Linked DNA regions of Homo sapiens: region 1 is linked to region 2. Evidence: chromatin loops called from intact Hi-C (ENCODE). Cell type or tissue: heart right ventricle. All regions are shown on one strand.

Region 1 (8,000 bases), 200 kb after region 2:
AAATTAATCCCATTTTTCCCCTGAATGGAGGTATTTCTCAGCAGGAAGCAGTATGTCCATGCAGAAGGACTTTCCTCATTTACAGGGTTACAACCCTTCCACTCTGGGGAAGGGAGGCCACAAGAAGGTGAGGTATAGGCTAAAAGGAAACAGGTCCTGGAATGTTGAGGCCAATGGGGACCCTCCCTAATGTAGGAAACCCTTCAATGGCAAAGGGGATCACAATCTGAAGCTCCTGCCTGCACACTTCCATTGGCCAGGATGCCTCCTCTCCCCTGGGGTTCTACCCAGCTCTGAACCCTGAAACCATGTAGACATCAACTCTGAATAAACAGGACAGATTCTATCTTTCAGACTTGTCACCGTCCTCTTTCCCATCTCAGGACACACACCTGAGTCTGTCAACTTTCAAGTCTAGTCTATGGTGTCCAAGACTGGATCCATTACTTTTGTCACTCACCAGCTTGGATCCTAAGCACCCAGTGGGTTCACCGCTCCCAGGACCAGGATGCCACTGGATTATGGGAGCTCATAAACACTTTCAGCAGTTCACTGTGACCCCTGACAGGCTTCTAGTTCTGCTTCCAAATAGTCAGAGCTTCCCAAACATTAGCATGTATTAGAATTACCCGGACAACCTTCTCGTACAGATTGCTGGGCCCTACCTCCAGATTCTGATTTAGCAAGTCTGGGCAGAGCCAGGGAATTGGCATTTCTAGCAAGCTCTTAGGTGATGCTGATGCTGCCAGCCCACAAACCTGGCTTTGAGTAGCACTGATGTCGGAGATCTATGTTATTACCACCATCGCCACCCCACCATTGCAGAGGAGGAAGCTGGGGCCCAGGGGGGCAGGAAGTAGGACAAACAGCATCAGCAGCACAACCTCCTGGGCCTTCCTCCCATGCCCACTCTGGGAGACCCATCCTTTCCCAAGACATTGCTGGCAGGCTCCAGACTCCCAGCAAGGAAGATGTGTGAGTCAGCCCATTTACCCAGTTTTTGTTCAATTAATTTCAAGAGGTATTAAAAAGGAAAACTTTCGTAAAGAAAGGAAAAGCCTGTTCATTTTCATGGCCAGCACTTGGAGAAACAGTTCTTCTGGAGCCTAGGCAATCGTTTGTAGAGTCTATTATAAAGGGAAACCTAAATCACATTTATGGCTCATACTGTAAGGCAAATGTAGGTATTAAAATTGTTCCTTTTAAATGATAAACACCCGCTGAAATGGTGCAATAGAGCTGCATCAGAGACTGTTTTCACCCAAAAGAAACTGACTCAGGAAAGGCAGTAAATAGGGAATTTGACTGCAGTCCCCATAACTGCTGTTTACTGTAAGGAGTGGGGAGGAGGGGCCATGGAGAAAAATTAGCGCGTGGAGACCATGTTTGTTTTTAGCCACTTTAGCAACTTAACTTTGCATGGCTCTGTCTTCTCCCAGATCTGAGTGCAACAATTTCTCCCCGAAAGGGACATGGCTCCTTGTGGGGTGGGTATTTTTGGTTTCTTCTAGCCTGGTTTCAGATAGCTGGGCTTTCGTTTTACTGTGCATATCACAATCGTTGTGGTTTTGCTTTTGAGAGAGAAGTAATAGAAAAAATAGTTAATCACCCATTCATAATCTCTTAAACATTATTTTTAAGCTGATAGTAGCAAAACAAAATGCAATCTTTCTAACATCTTCAAGCAATTACTTGTCATTTTTCTGGTTTTCATAATAAAAGGAAATTAGTTTGGGGGAGGTGGAGTGGGGGACAAACTCCTGACTTTGAGTTTTGGGAAGATGAAGAACAGACTTAGAGTAAATCCTACCCGGGTTTTCCTGATGAAAATGAAAGCAGGAGCCAAGCAAGGGCAAGGGGTGCAATTGGGGGATGGGGCTTCTCCTGGCCCTACCCCTGACAATATGATATAATTCAGAGCTGCCTCTGCCTGAAGAAATTTGGGGAACATACAGACCTCTCTCATCTACCCCAACAAAGCTCAATAAATGAAGAGTCACAGCCAGAGCCAAATTTAGGTCCTCTGAGCATCCGCCATGAGGGATGAATTCACCGTGAGGGGTGAATCTACGGATGGATGGATGGATGGGTGGGTGGATGGATGGATGGATGGATGGGTGGATGGGTGGATGGGTGGATGGGTGGATGGGTGGGTGGGTGGGTGGATGTGTGGATGGATGAGTGGGTAGATGGATGGGTGGGTGGGCGTATGGGTGGATGGGTGGGTGGGTGGGCATATGGGTGGATAGGTGGGTGGATGGGTGGATGGATGGATGAAAATAACCACTGTTTCTTGAGATTTCTTCCATGCTGAGTAAGACGTCTCAAAGTCTAAGTGTGGAAGAACCAGTTTGTTTCATTTCCAATCAGTTTATTTTCCAATTTGTTGGAAATGCTTTCATGAAATAAGCTAAAATGTCACCATCTTGTCAAGCTGCTGTACAAGTATTCTCACTCTCCATTTCTATTATGACCAGTCTGCGGATGGCACCAGTCCTGGGCCCCACTTGGAACAGAACTGTTCTCAGGCTGGCTGCTAGGCACATCACACACATTCATTCACCGTCTTGCAGTCACTCTCTCAGATGGGTGCTTTTATACCCACTTTCTGGATGGGAAACCTGAGGCTCAGGGAGAGTTTGTGAGTTGCCCAAATTCCAAAGCTGATGGCTATAGAGCTAAACTTTAAATTCAGATCTCTTGGGCTCCAAACCTGTATAGTTTCCTGATGCTGGGCTCTAGAACCAGTCTCAAAGGACATGTAGTGGAGGGATGCCCTCCCAGTTGGAACCTAGGGAGGGTTCCTCCAAGGCCTCGGGTCAGGAGCTAGGAGGGGAAGGAGATGCTTGGTGGAGGTCAGGCACCCAAAAAAACAGAAGCAGGAGTGCAGTGGGAGGTTCAGAGAGCCATGGGCCAAGCTAGAGCTGGGCAGGGAGAGGAGATGGAGGGAGCCTGGCCCTGTGGCTACTCTCTGGGGAAGCAGGGTGAGAAGCAGCCCTTGGCCCAGAGCAGAATGATGAGAAAAGTCGGCCACCCAGCTCTCTGCACCTTGATCTTCACTCTAGAGCCTGGGCTTCCCATTTTGTAGAGCAGTGACTGGCATTTTTTAAAAAATGTAAATCTGCCAGAAGACACTCCCATCAGGGTATTTCTTCCTTTAAAAGAGTTTAAGGGACTAGAGGGGTCAGAGCACTCTCATTTCCTGCTGAGCTGCTTCTGTGAAGCTTTGAACACCAAGGATGGAGGGCACAGGGCCGGATGTTCAGAGAGGCCCAGAATGAAAGGGAGGATCAGACAGGGCCATGCCAGCTGCCGTAGCTGGGCCTGGCCGTGCTCTCTGGGGCCGTGCTCTCTGGGGCAAGGCTCACTTGGAGGTACAGAGGCCTCAAACTAGGCCCACATACAGAATCAGGCCTGGGAAATGAGAGTTAACATCTCACTGTGTGTCCTAGGGACCACCTGCCCAGCTCTGTCGTTCAAGATTCTATAGGGAGAGGCTCCACAGATCCTGAGAGCAGGGCCTTCCACTCCCACTCCCACGCCCACCCACATCCTGACACCCAGGAAATTGCCCTGGTCTGAAAGTCCAGAAATCACTCCCATTGTCTCATCTTAGAGTAGTTCCATAGGCAGTGAGGCTGCTCTGCCAGGCTCTATGCTGTGGTTGGGGTGAGGCCCCTCAGACCAGGCCTGGTACTAGAGTAGGTGAGACACAGGTGCCTTAAGAGAGGAAAGCCAGTGTTACGGGTGCCCAGAGGACTCTAACCCAGCTGGAGAGAGGGATGGTCAGGGACGGCTTCCTGGAGGAAGGTGGAGTGGGGGAAGCAGGCCTACCTGAAGCTAGCCTTTCCTAGGGGAAGGAGGAAGGGTTGCATTTTAGGTACACACACACACACACACACACACACACACACACACACTACCACCACCACCACAACCACCACAACTTTGAATGAAAGTCTCCTTTTTCTTCTCCTGGTGAAGAGAAAAAGAATAATTTTCATAACTTTTTGGAGCTGTAGACTAAGCCCTTTACTTCCCAAGTAGGGAAACTGAGGCTCAGAGAGATGAGGTGCTGCACCCACGGTCACACAGCAAGCAGGGCGTGGGGCCAGAAGTCTCCCCGCCACTGTGATTCAAGTTGTGCCTCCCCAGCCAGGCATTACCACGCAGAAGGGAGAGAAAGGCCTCTGGAGGAAGTGGAGGCACGGCTCCCCCTCCCCTGGCTGTTCCCAGGAGAGAAGGAGCTGGGGGAGCAGCCAGTCCTGCGTGGTCCCCAGGGAGCATATTTGCCAAGTGAGACAGCAGGGAGGCAGAGCAGAAGCAGCAGTCACAATATTAAGGTCCCTCACGGTAAACAGGAGCTCTGTTGTTCCAACATCCCCTGCCACTCACCTGCCCCTCCCAGAACCACCCCTGGTGGGGAGAAGGGCTCTACCTCCTCCCACTGGGCTCTCCTTCCCCCTCCAGAAATCCCAGCACATACATAGCTCCCTCCTCAAGAGCTGGCAGCTCTGAGGCCTCAGAGGTGGGAGGGAGATGGGTGGGCAGACTGGCTGGACTTTGGCATTGGGCCCAGCCGCTCTACCCAGGATACCCCACTTCCTTATCTGCTCTGTAGCCTTGGGAGAGTTGGTGACCACAGCAACAATAATAACAATAATGACAGCAAACACTCACACAGGCCTTAGGGGAAGCTGGGCACCCATCCTAAGCAATCTCAGATGTGGATTCACATGATCTCCACTACAACCCGGCCAAGCAAAGGCTGACAACATCCCCACTGCACAGAGGAGGACACTGAGGCTCAGAGAGGGGAAGATACTTGCCCCAGGTCACAGAGCTGGGGAGTGGCAGAGCTGGGAATTGAACCCAGGCATTTCTCCTCTCTTAGCCTTGGCTGTGAGGCTGGGGAGGTAAAGAGCCTGATCCAGACACTCTACACCCTCCGGGGTACTGAGGCAGGGAGAGACAGTCACAGCTGTGCCAGGAACAGAGAGAAGTGGAGGGCCCGGATGGTGGGGCAGCCTGCAGATGGGACCCTGCAGAGGAAGGGCCTGGGCTGTAGGGCACCCAGAGGAAAGAGCGTGAATCCAGAGGGATTCTGAGACACAGGCCAGGTCAGGGGGCAAACAGGGGGTCTCCGATTCAGAGCGACAGCGAGAGGGCATTTCAGGCACAAGTGACAGCAAAGGCTTGGAGATGGAATGTTCCATCGCACAGAATGCTTTATCTTTGGATAAAGCATTATCCAAATGAGGGCCAGGTGCTAGGATGCCAGGATGGGGGCAATGACGCTGAAGAGGTAATGAAAGTACTGGCCATACTTCCAGAACATGCACAGGGCAGGTGCTGGACAGGTACTGGGTAACCGGCACAGCGTTACCCAGCCCTCATCACAGACTAGGGTGGAGAATGGATTCTCACCCATCTTTCAGGGAGAAGCTCCAAGCTCAGAGAGGTGAGTGCCTCGCCCCAGGCCAGCTGCAGAGCTGGTCAGGGTAGAGCAGGGTTTGGGTCCAGGCGATCAAGCCCCAGTCCTGCTCTCTCTTCCGCACTATCCCATCCCCACACCAAGGGCAGCACCGAAGAACATAGGTTGGAGAAGCAGAAACCGAGGTGCAGAGGAAAGGAAGGGGCGAGGACAAGGGCACAGCAACATGAGGCCACACCAGGACTCAGTCCCTGCTCCGGCCTCCCATCTTGGGAAAAGGGGTAGGGCTCCCTAGAGGCCCACTGTGGTCCATGTGCCAGTGTGAGGTGATGGGGAGGGTGCGGGGAGCAGGCCAGTCACAAGCAGCTGGGCCCACTGTTAATGTCATTCCTGGGGTGATGATGAGTGATGCAAAGACCCAGGCAGTGGCTTGAAAAGATGATCCCATCCCTGCAGAACTGCCCCTGTAGGGAGAGAAAGGGTCCCTGTCCCATGTCAAGCAGGGAAGCTGTATCATTCATTCAGCTGACATTGTCTGAGGCCCTGCTCTGAGCTGGCCCTGGGCCCACCAGCTATGCAGCCTTATCCAAGCTCTTCCCCTCTCTGGGCTTCATGAAAGGGCTGGACCAGATCCTCTCATTGATGCATACATATGTGCATTCTCTCCTTCCTTCATTCATTCACCAAGGGCAATATGGACCACAAAACCCAGGCCCTACTCTCAAGATACCCAAGGCTCCCTTTCAGCACCAAGAGTTCAGGTTTCCCAGTGCACTGAATACAGCCCAGCCTGCAGGTCCAGAGACAGAGACCTGGGTTTCTGTTCTGCCTGCCCTTGACTTCCCACATGACCTTGTTTTATTCTCACATTCCACAGACATTTACTGCACGCCTATTACGTGCCAGTCCTGGGCCCTGGGGCAAGCGTTAGTCCACAGAACAGTCACAGGTCCTGCCTTCCAAGAGCCTTCGCTGACTGGGGAGACAGACTACACAAAAAGAAACAAGTAGCCTCCCTGCTGAACCTCAGTTTCCCCAACCTTACAGTGAAATAATGTCAGGTGGGGCTGATGAAGCATGTACTATGTGGCAGAACAAGATGACACCAGCAGCCAGTGACCCTCTATGCCTCTAACTTGATGTGGAACCTCAGGAAAGACCCTTCACTCCTCTGGACTGCGGTTTTCTTATCTGGCAAAATGCGCATGTTGCATTTCTGTATCCAGCTAAAAAATATGTCATCTATTCTTCATCACCTAAAAGCAAACATGGATTTGAGTACAGGAGGTCTGAACCCTGCCCACAAACTCTTTCATTGATCCCTCCAGTCTCATCTCAGCTGCTCATCTGTGATCCCCAAATCTGAGCCCTCACTACTCCCTCTGATCACTCCTGCCTCTGGACGTTCATGCATGCTGGTTTTCCCAGCCGGAATGCCCGTCCTTCAGCTCTTTTCTCTGCCTGGGTGATCCTTTAAGGTCCAGCTCCGAGGCAACCTCCTCAGTTAACTTTCCCAGCTCCCACTTTACCCCAGACAGAAAGAGATTCCTCCCTGGTGGTTGGTCAATTTGTTTTCGCTTATTTTGAAATAAAAGTTTTAAAAATGCCTATGATAAAAATTTTGAACTGTTCATAAAGATGTAAAATAAAAAGATCTCTCCTTCCAAACCTCTCTCAATAACAAAACTATCTCCTGCTAATATTTTGTGTTCTTCCAGAATATAAAGACATATATGTGCATATACAGTAATAATAACAGCCAAAGAGGTCTTATTCTGGCCCCAGCTCTTTTCATGCTCTCTCTATATATTAATGCATGAGATATCACAGCAACTCTATGATGAGACGCTATTATTAGTTCCAGTTTACAGCCTAGGTAATGACTCCCAGAGAGGTTAAGTGACTTGCCCAAGTCACACAGTGGGTAAGTGGCAGAGCCAGCGTTCACATCAACCCATGCTTTCACTTGTCTTTTATACACAAAATGTGTTCATACACACTGCTCTGCTCCTTGCTTTATTTTGCTGAAAATGCATCTCTGAATCTCTCCATATCAGCACATATCTCCATATCTGCCCCATTCTCTCCTAGAGCCGTTGGCATGGAAGCACCATGTCTCACATACTTACGCCCTTCTGATGGACATTTTGGGGTTTCTAGTTGCTGCTGCAAACAATTTTGTAACCCTCAGGCTTGCATCTGTATCCTGATGCACTTCTGCAAACTCATCTGTGGAATGTGGCCCTGGAATACCTGGGCCAAAGAGCATGAAATTTTCAAGTTTTGATAGATGTCGGGGGTGGGGGGCAGGTTTGCATTCTCACCAAGGCTGATGTGCCCATGGTGTGCGTACCCACTTCTAGGATGCCCAGGTTGGGTGTTGGCCCATCAGGGTCCCCTCCCCAAGCTGAGCTCACTCATGGAGGAGCTAGCACTTGTTCTCCTCCAGAACACATGGATGGAGCTGTGGAAGTGTTTGAAGGAAGATGAGGACCTTTTAAGGAGAACCATCTGGAGTCAGTTTCATGCAACAAATGGCAAGAATTTTTTTGGCACCTACTATATG
Region 2 (8,000 bases):
GGGCCCTTTCCACTGGAGAAGTCTCCTCAGGTAGGTTCCTAGGCAAGCATCATGTTCGGCAGGGGGGCTGCCCTGCTGGGCAGAGGCACATTCTAGCACTTCCCACTAGGGTCTAAAGAGCTGGCACTAGCCTGTGCTATTTGTGAGTTTCCATCAGCGTTTTTTTCCCTGTTATCAACACTAAATAAAATAAACATTTGTCTGACTTGAGGTTTTTGGCTTTCACGGACTGTTTCCCATCTGTCTCTTTTCTCCTTCCCCCTGCCCTATTCCCTGACTCTCATTCTCAGCTCCTACCTTCCCCCCACACTACAACACCATTCCCACTCACCCCCCAACACACACATGTGCACGCGCACACACATGCTGGACTGTGTTCTTTGTTTCAGGAAGCACTTGTAGTCTCTTTCCTGTCTTCGCACTTCTTTGCTTTTTTTTTTTTTGCCCTTTTGTCCCATATCATACTCTTTTCTGAGTATCTTCGTATTCTGGCATCAAGCATGAGAATTCTAATGCCAACTCTGCTCTTGCTGTGTGACCTTGGACAAGGTGCAAAAAACCCTCTAAGCTTTTATTTTCTCTGAGTCGTAAATCCCCATTAGGTATTGAGGACATGGGCATGGAGATTTGTCCTGGAACCACTTCCTGCTGACCAACAGAGGTGGCGTGGTGTGAGGCACACCTGGTCTGGAAGTCCGAGTTCCAACCCCAGCATGGCTGCTCCCTGACTGTGTGGCCCTGCATAAGTCACTAGACCTCTCTGAGCTTCCAGTTTCTAATCTGTAAAGGGGAGGCCATTGTTCCTGCTAGCATTAGAGGACAGGACTGAAAGCTCTCTGCCTTCCTTTCTGGGAAGGAATATTTATGGGGTCCTGGCTGCACGTAGACACATGTGACATGAATGATCCCCATCAAACGGGCTCAGGAAAGGGAGGGTCTCTCTGAGGACACAGCCCCTGGCCTAACACCTTCCTGTGACCTGGTTCACACCACCTACTGGCCCAATCTGCCTGACTTGAAGAACTATGTAAACCCACAGTTCACAGCTATATAATTATTCTCTTTCTGATCATAGAGGTAGTTCATGTTTACTTTAGAAAATTGAAAAGATACAGTAGAGCATATTAAGGAAAATTAAAAATAGTCCATAATCCCTTCATCCAGAGATAACCAATACATTTTGGTTAATTTTCTTTCTTTCAGTTTATATATATTAACACACATAAGTACACATATTTTGAAATTATATACAGGAAGGATAACATATGGTGGTGAGATTTTCATAAGCCACATAGGCATGTATACAAAATATATAATTTTCATTATTTTTCTATCACTGAACTTCATTCCTCTCTTGAGCCTCATTCTCCCTGAAAGCAGAAATTTCCACTCTAGTCAATCCTGGATAAATTCAGTCACTTCAAGTTTTTTCTTTGGTAAATGCAGATTACAACTCAGTCAACTGAGAATTTTTCTCCCTCCATCTGGTCCTTCCTGAAAGGCTTGTCTAAGTTGCCGGTGAGGATGGGGTGGGGGGCTTTGGGCAGCAATGGAGAGTTGATGTCTGGTCAGCTGTCCTGCCCTGGCACTCGGCTGTGGTCATCACAGAACTCTCTATGGCCTTGCTGACCCAGGCCCCTCAGTCCACTCTGTGTCACCCTGCAGCATCCCCTCCTCATAGCCACAAGGCCTCTGCATGGGCCACCACCTCCTCTTTATGTGACCTCTCCACTAATACACACTCTGTTTAAAGGGCCAGAGAATTGAGCTGCCTCAGGTGTCACACAGGGTTGTGGGAGAGGTGAAGGAGCTGAGGTATGCAGAATAAGGGAAATATACTGGTTACTCCCTTACAAGGCCCATGCACTGTTATCAATACGTCTACCTCTCCATCTAGCTCCTCCCATCCCTATTTACTGATTATGGTAACAAACACTTCATTAGTGATTACTAGAGGCCACACATTGTTCTAGGTGCTCTGTGTGTAATAACTCACTTTGTCCTCGCAATAACCCTGTCAAGTATTGTGATTACCCCTATGTTACAGAAGGGGAAACTGAGGCCCAGAGAGCTTAGGCATCTCATCCCAAATCACAGAACCAGGATGCCCCAAACAGCAGAACTCAGCACCCACACTCCAGTCATGACCTCCAAGCCTCCCCAGTTTACGTGCCCTGCCTCCACAGACACACGCACACATGTGACATGCATGCACACACCACATTTCACATCCTGCTTTTTCATTTAAGATTATAGGACTACAGCATTGTTCTTAAATTAGGGTTCCAGTGAGGCCTGTGGGAAGGGTCGGAGTTGCAGATTCACTCATTTTCCCCTTGTTTGGCCAACCAATATGAAGCACCCACTTGCTGTTGGGGGCTGATGGTATGGAGCAAAATTAAGCATGATCCTCGCCCAGGCAAATCCATGCCTCTGAAGGGGTATCTGGGCATGGAGATAAATGAGGCCTCCCTGGTAATATGGGATGGGATGGTCATCGGGGCCTATCTCACAATGCTGGTGTGCAGATGAGATTAGATAAAGTATGTAAGTGCTCAGCTACGAGACTCCATGTGGCATTGGATAAATATCAGCTATTAACAGTATTTTAAAATGTCACCACCCCAATGAGCTGGAGCAAAGAAAAGAGCTCATGCTTCCCTGAACAGGCCGGATAGAGGGGTTACAAAGGGGGACATCGTGGGAGCCAGCACAGGAGCGCAGAAACTCCCAGACAAGGGACCCGCCCACAGCATGAGCAAGGCCGGCCAGAGAGCCCTCTGCAATGGGTGCCACAGCACCCAAAATCCACTACCATTTGCCAGCTCCCCTCAATGTTAAAATGCAAATGTTCCCCAAAGGGTGGCCCATCAAGGAATCCAAGAAAATCATCTCAGGGCACATGGCATCTTCCCCACTCTCCTCCTGAGACACTGAAGGGAAAGGGACTCGCGTCTCCCGGTTCCCAGACCCATCGCATCGCCTCCATTCTTGGCTCATGCATGCTTTCCTTCATCCATGTAATCCACAAACATTTTGGGAAACTGAAAATGAATGGGCTGTAGAATTTGCCCTCCAGGATCTCATGGTCTGGAGAAGGCAAAGGGCCCCAGAGGCCTGTCCCATGGTACTCCCTTCGGTCACTTCACACCCAGTGGCCTAGGATGCTGAAGGAGCCCAGGGTAGGGGAGAGGTCTCCTCCTTAAAGATGGGCTCCAACGTGGCCTGACTGGGGAAGCTTCTGGGACCAAGGCACAGAGGAGGGAAGGCAGGGACTGAGATGGAGAAGATCAGCCTGGAGCATGGAAAGAGCAGTGAGGACCTCGGCTAGGGGGGCAGTGTGGAGAGCCAAGAAAGCCATGCAGAGTTGTCCCATCAAATTTTCAAGCAAGAGAAAGAGGATGATTGAGTAGTCACGGGCATTGGAGAGAGGCTCTGCCAGGAGGGGAGTCTGCCAGGAGAGGACAGTGGATAGGCACCGAGGACTGCCACCTCTCCCACCTTCTGGGCTCCAGGTATCTACAGATAACACTGCTCATCCACACAAGGGACCAGAACAGAGGGCTGAGACCCTGTCCCCCACAAAGACCTCAAGCTGGGTAGTATACAGGGCCCTCGTTCCTTATCACATAGTCCCTTATATCCCTGCCAACTCTTCTGAGACACCCTGCCCCTGGTACCTGGACCCTATTTGTGGGCACCCTAGCTAACATAAACCCACCTGGCATCTATACATGTAGCACCTACACTGAGCTGAGCCAGCTCCACCTCAGTAAGATGCATTGCACTCCTAGGGAGTCAGGGAGTGGAGGGGGCAGGGGCATGGAGGTTGCTGTGGGACCAGAAGACCTAGGACCCCCTCCTGTGCTGTTAAGGTGGGAACTGGGCTCTGGACCCCAACTGCCTGGCTTCAAACCTGGCTCAGCCACACATGGCTGATTGACTGAGAAGTTCTCAACCTCATAGCACCTCCATTGTCTCAATCTTAACTGACAGTCAAGATCCCCATCTCGCAGGGATGTGGAGTGACTCTCTTGGGTGATGGGAGTTGTAGAACACAGGCCAGCAAGGTCTCTGCGCCGAGCCTCCATCCCTGTGCAGCATGAATGGAGACGGTGCACCTGGTCATGCCTCCTAAAGGATGACACTTCCATGCAGGTCCCCTCCCTAGAGGCGGCTAACAGGCATTGGTGTGAGTTCCCAGCCCAGCCCACACAACTAGGAGGAGTTGGTCCCCTGTGTGGATTAGGGGGCGCTAACAACCATGCTCCTGTTTTTAAGCCAGGGCCATGCAGACAGAGGTCATTTGCTGGGTCCCTTCAGGCCTCCATGAAGTTGGTCTTCCTGCTGCTGAGAAGTGCTTGACACAGAATGCCTGGAACCCCGCCAGACGCTCAGACTGAGCCTGCTTGGCACCAGCACCTGGGAAAGAAAGCCACAGAGCGGAGACAGTTCCCAGAAACTGGAGACCCAGGGCTTCTGATAAGGCCAGGCTGCTTTCCTGAGCCTGCCAGCCAGCCCCAAAACACACACAGGCAGGGGAGAGGGCACTGTTTGTGGCACGTCCAGGCCAAGAGAGGCCATCTCAGAGCCCCTGAGAACGGATGTGTCGACACTGGGGAGGCACAAGCCAGCTCCCTGCCTTCCCACAGTAGCTTGGGACTGTGCAGGGCTCTGGGGCATTGGCCAAGACTCACCCAGGACAAGGGAGCTCCATGGCAGGGGAGCAGGGGGGAGCTGCCCCTGCCTGTCCACAGAGCCAGCTCCCATCCCACGTCTTTGTCCTCAGAGCAACTGCTTGTGGGAAGCTGGCCACAGATCAGCATCCCTGGGCAACACCCAAGGAAATGGAGGCTCAGAGAAGGAGGGCAAATTGCTCAAGGTCACACCAGTAACAAGCCAGGACTCAAGGCTGGTCTCCAGCTTCACCCCTCAATGACTTCCTCCTTGTCTCGTGGCCAACCCCTTCTAGTCCTCCTGACCTGGTGTTAAGGCCACCGAGAGCTTTATGTGATTTGCTGAGATGAGTGGGATGAGCACCTGAGAGTGACGAAGAGGACATGAGTTCCAGTCCTGGTTATGCCACTGAGCAGCTGCACAGCCCTGGGCAAGTTTATTTCCCTCTCTGGTCTGTCTCTGTTACATAGGAATGATACCAGGCACCAACCACACTGACTGGGCTGCGGCAGAGCGCAGGAGCCCAGGTACAGACCGGCCTGGCCACCATCACTTCCTCGTGCTCGGTGTTCAGATACAGAACCAGCTGGGGATGACGTCAAGCTCATATTTCCTCTGCAGGCCACAGTGAGCCCAGCCACCCATCTTTCTGTGTATCCGTTTTGTTGCCTGTAGATGGTCTCAGTGAAGCTCAGGAGGTAGCATGTGTGAAATGCCCTCGGGAGGGGTAGCTGTTAGCATACACATTGCCCCATTTGAGATGGCTGAGTAATCGCATTTGATTTCTCCAGGTCATAAGTATGACAAACATCGCATGGTACCATGTTTAATATTTAAAAGGTTGTCCTGGGCTGAGACCACCCCATACCCAGCCCCTGAGCTAGGTGAGGTAAGTGAGGGGGTGGGTAAGGTAAACAGAATCATCTTCAGTTTTCTCCACTTATAAAACTGAACACAAAGACCTACACCACCAGAGATGACTGAGCAAGCCTTGAAACCAGGATCCCAGTGCCTCAGAGTACACGGGGAGGACCCAGGGGTGCACCAGCTTCACACCCACAGGCAGAGGTACCCAGGGGTGCACTGTCTTGACATCCACAGGAAGGAGTGCCCAGGGGTGCCCCAACCTCACATCCACAGGAAGGGGGACTCAGGAGTTCACGAGCTTCGCGCCCACAGGGAGGGACCCCCAGGAGGGAGTGAACTGGCTTCATGCACACTGGCTGCTGGAAAGGGGAGTTCTTCAGAGCAGCTTCACAATGAGCTAATCTGGAGAGGGAGAACTACCAAATCCCCCAAAGTCGAACAGGCAGGCCCAGTCAAAGCCCCTCCCCCAGCCCCCAGTGGCTCAAGCCCGACTGGCAGCCATGGAAACGGGGCAGGAATGTTTCCCGGCTGCAGGCTCTGGCCGGGAAGCCTGAGACTGCCCTGCCGCCCCCGCAACATCCAGCCAGGTGGGGTCGATCACGGATGCTGTGAAGAGGCCCAGCTGGGCCCTCCCTTGTCTCCCTAGGTGGAAATCAGGCCTGTTATTGCCCTGGATCGTGTCTGGTATTTTGATACCGTGAGAGATCTTGCGGGAGGAGAACAGGAGAGAGCTGGGGAGGGACTCAGCGAACCTGGGAGTGGTGGGTGGAGCTAGGCAGTTCATTGGCCTCTAGGTGTGTCAATCACCGCTCCTCTGCAATGATGAGCAGAGAAGCGGCAGAAAGGAGGGCAGGCACCTAGGAGGCATCTTAAGAAAAAGACCTGCTTCTGGGAGCTGTCGGGAAGATCAGAAGGGATGCGGACAGGCTCTGGAGAGAGGATGTGAGCAAATGCATGGTCGCTGTTCCTAGACCTGCCCGAAATGAAACGTTAGTACAGAAGCCTTCCCCAGCATGAGGTAGCTTTGCCAGCCACGCCATCGCTGCGGTGAGGCATCCCTGGGACTGGCCCCCTCCCTTACCCAGGGGCTCTAGCCAGCGACCTAGGAGTCCTCTGACACCCCGTCTTCCTCACCTGCCTGCCACAGCCAACATTCCATCAAGCACTGATGAATTCTCCTATTCTCTGTCTCTGGACTCCATCCAGTTTCCCCGGCCTCACTGCCACCCTCCCAGCCCACACCACACCATCTCCTACCTGAACACGGCCCTCACTTTGAACCTTCTTGGATTTCCCCCAAGACTTCTATAATCCATCTCACTCCCCTATTCCACAGGCGCTCCCCACTGCTGTTCCATAAGGGCAGGGGCGGTATTCATTCTCCTCACTCCAGGGTCCCCCAAGACTAAGCGCATTGCCCAATATCCTAGGAGGCATTGCAAGAAAGAATTTGCTGAACAAGAATTTGTTAAATGAATGAAAGGAAAGCAGGAAGGGAGAAAAGAAAGGAGCAAGGGCTCCTTGCCGAAGGGAAGTTAGACCTCCAAAGAGCAGAGTAAAGGGAGCCGGGAGGGTTGGTGAGCGCCGGGACAGCCACAACAATTTGTTCCCCCCCTTTTACCCCAGGGGGTTAAAATCTTGCTGCACCAGGATGGGGTTGTCCTTTCTCAGAGCCTGGGAATGAAACATGATAAGGGGTCTCCAAGGTCACCCAGTCCCTTCTCCTTCCGTGGGAGCCTCTCTGCAGAGCCTAGATGGGCAGTTAGGTCTTCTGCTCAGCCACCTCCAGTGACAAGGTAGTCACTCCCCATCATGATCACCCATGTGAAGTAGCCTCTGCCTCCCCAGAACTGGAACCATCCCAAAGAGAAGGATTAGGAGCATGGGCAAAGTCCAGCAATGCACTCAGCCACCCGGTATCCTCAGGGTGGAAACCAGCTCTCCAGCCCCCGGGTCTCCTCCCCTTGGAGAACCCTTGCACTGCTCTATCAGGAATCGGCATTCCCTCCCCACTCAGCCTGGCTGTCTGCTCTGGCCTCGCACCAGTCGCTTAATGCCACTCCTTGAGTTTGGAGCCCAGAACTAAACACGCCTCTCCCAGGAGTCTTGAAGGGAAACCAGCCAAATGTGAAGGAAGCTGAAGAGGACAATGAATGTGCCCATGCTCATTCCAGGGATGGACTTCATTAGCTGGAGAAAGAGATATTTTCTAGAGCTGCCACTGGGCTTGGCGAAGGCCAGTCTCAGGCAGGGGTTGGGGCTTGTCCCATGCCCCATACTAAGGATCTATCATCTTGATTTTCCAAGCCCACCATCAAGGTCCATCTGGAAAGAATGGAGAAAAGCCTGAACTAGGAACGTGTTATGACCCCACCTGTTTCTCTTCCGTCCCTGAAAGCAGCGCCTCTACCCCACATTCCCTCCCATGAAAACAGACTCTCAGGAGAGACGATGGA

What was found. Hi-C counts contacts between places; a loop is a spot of excess contacts. Peaks named below come from ENCODE experiments on the same cell type or tissue, not always from the same donor. Only the 100,000 strongest peaks of a DNase experiment are listed, where the experiment ranks them.
Region 1: a loop joins it to region 2, with 2.3 times the contacts of the local background. A loop is called at or near these places in 6 of 110 quality-filtered maps.

The regions. Positions count from the first base shown.
Region 1 is chr10:78,200,916-78,208,915 of GRCh38, reverse strand. No RefSeq gene overlaps it. Among named protein-coding and RNA genes, the nearest start is that of LINC00856, 44 kb to the left of the region's middle. RefSeq lists an enhancer at 5,155-5,654. In heart right ventricle, no CTCF peak of the experiment used is centred here; a DNase peak (open chromatin) is centred at 4,605.
Region 2 is chr10:78,405,501-78,413,500 of GRCh38, reverse strand. No RefSeq gene overlaps it. Among named protein-coding and RNA genes, the nearest start is that of LINC00595, 140 kb to the right of the region's middle. RefSeq lists enhancers at 3,890-4,701, 5,514-6,325, 6,175-6,469. In heart right ventricle, a CTCF peak has its summit at 4,296; DNase peaks (open chromatin) are centred at 4,390, 5,320, 6,330 and 7,510; H3K4me3 peaks cover 879 bases; H3K27ac peaks cover 3,280 bases.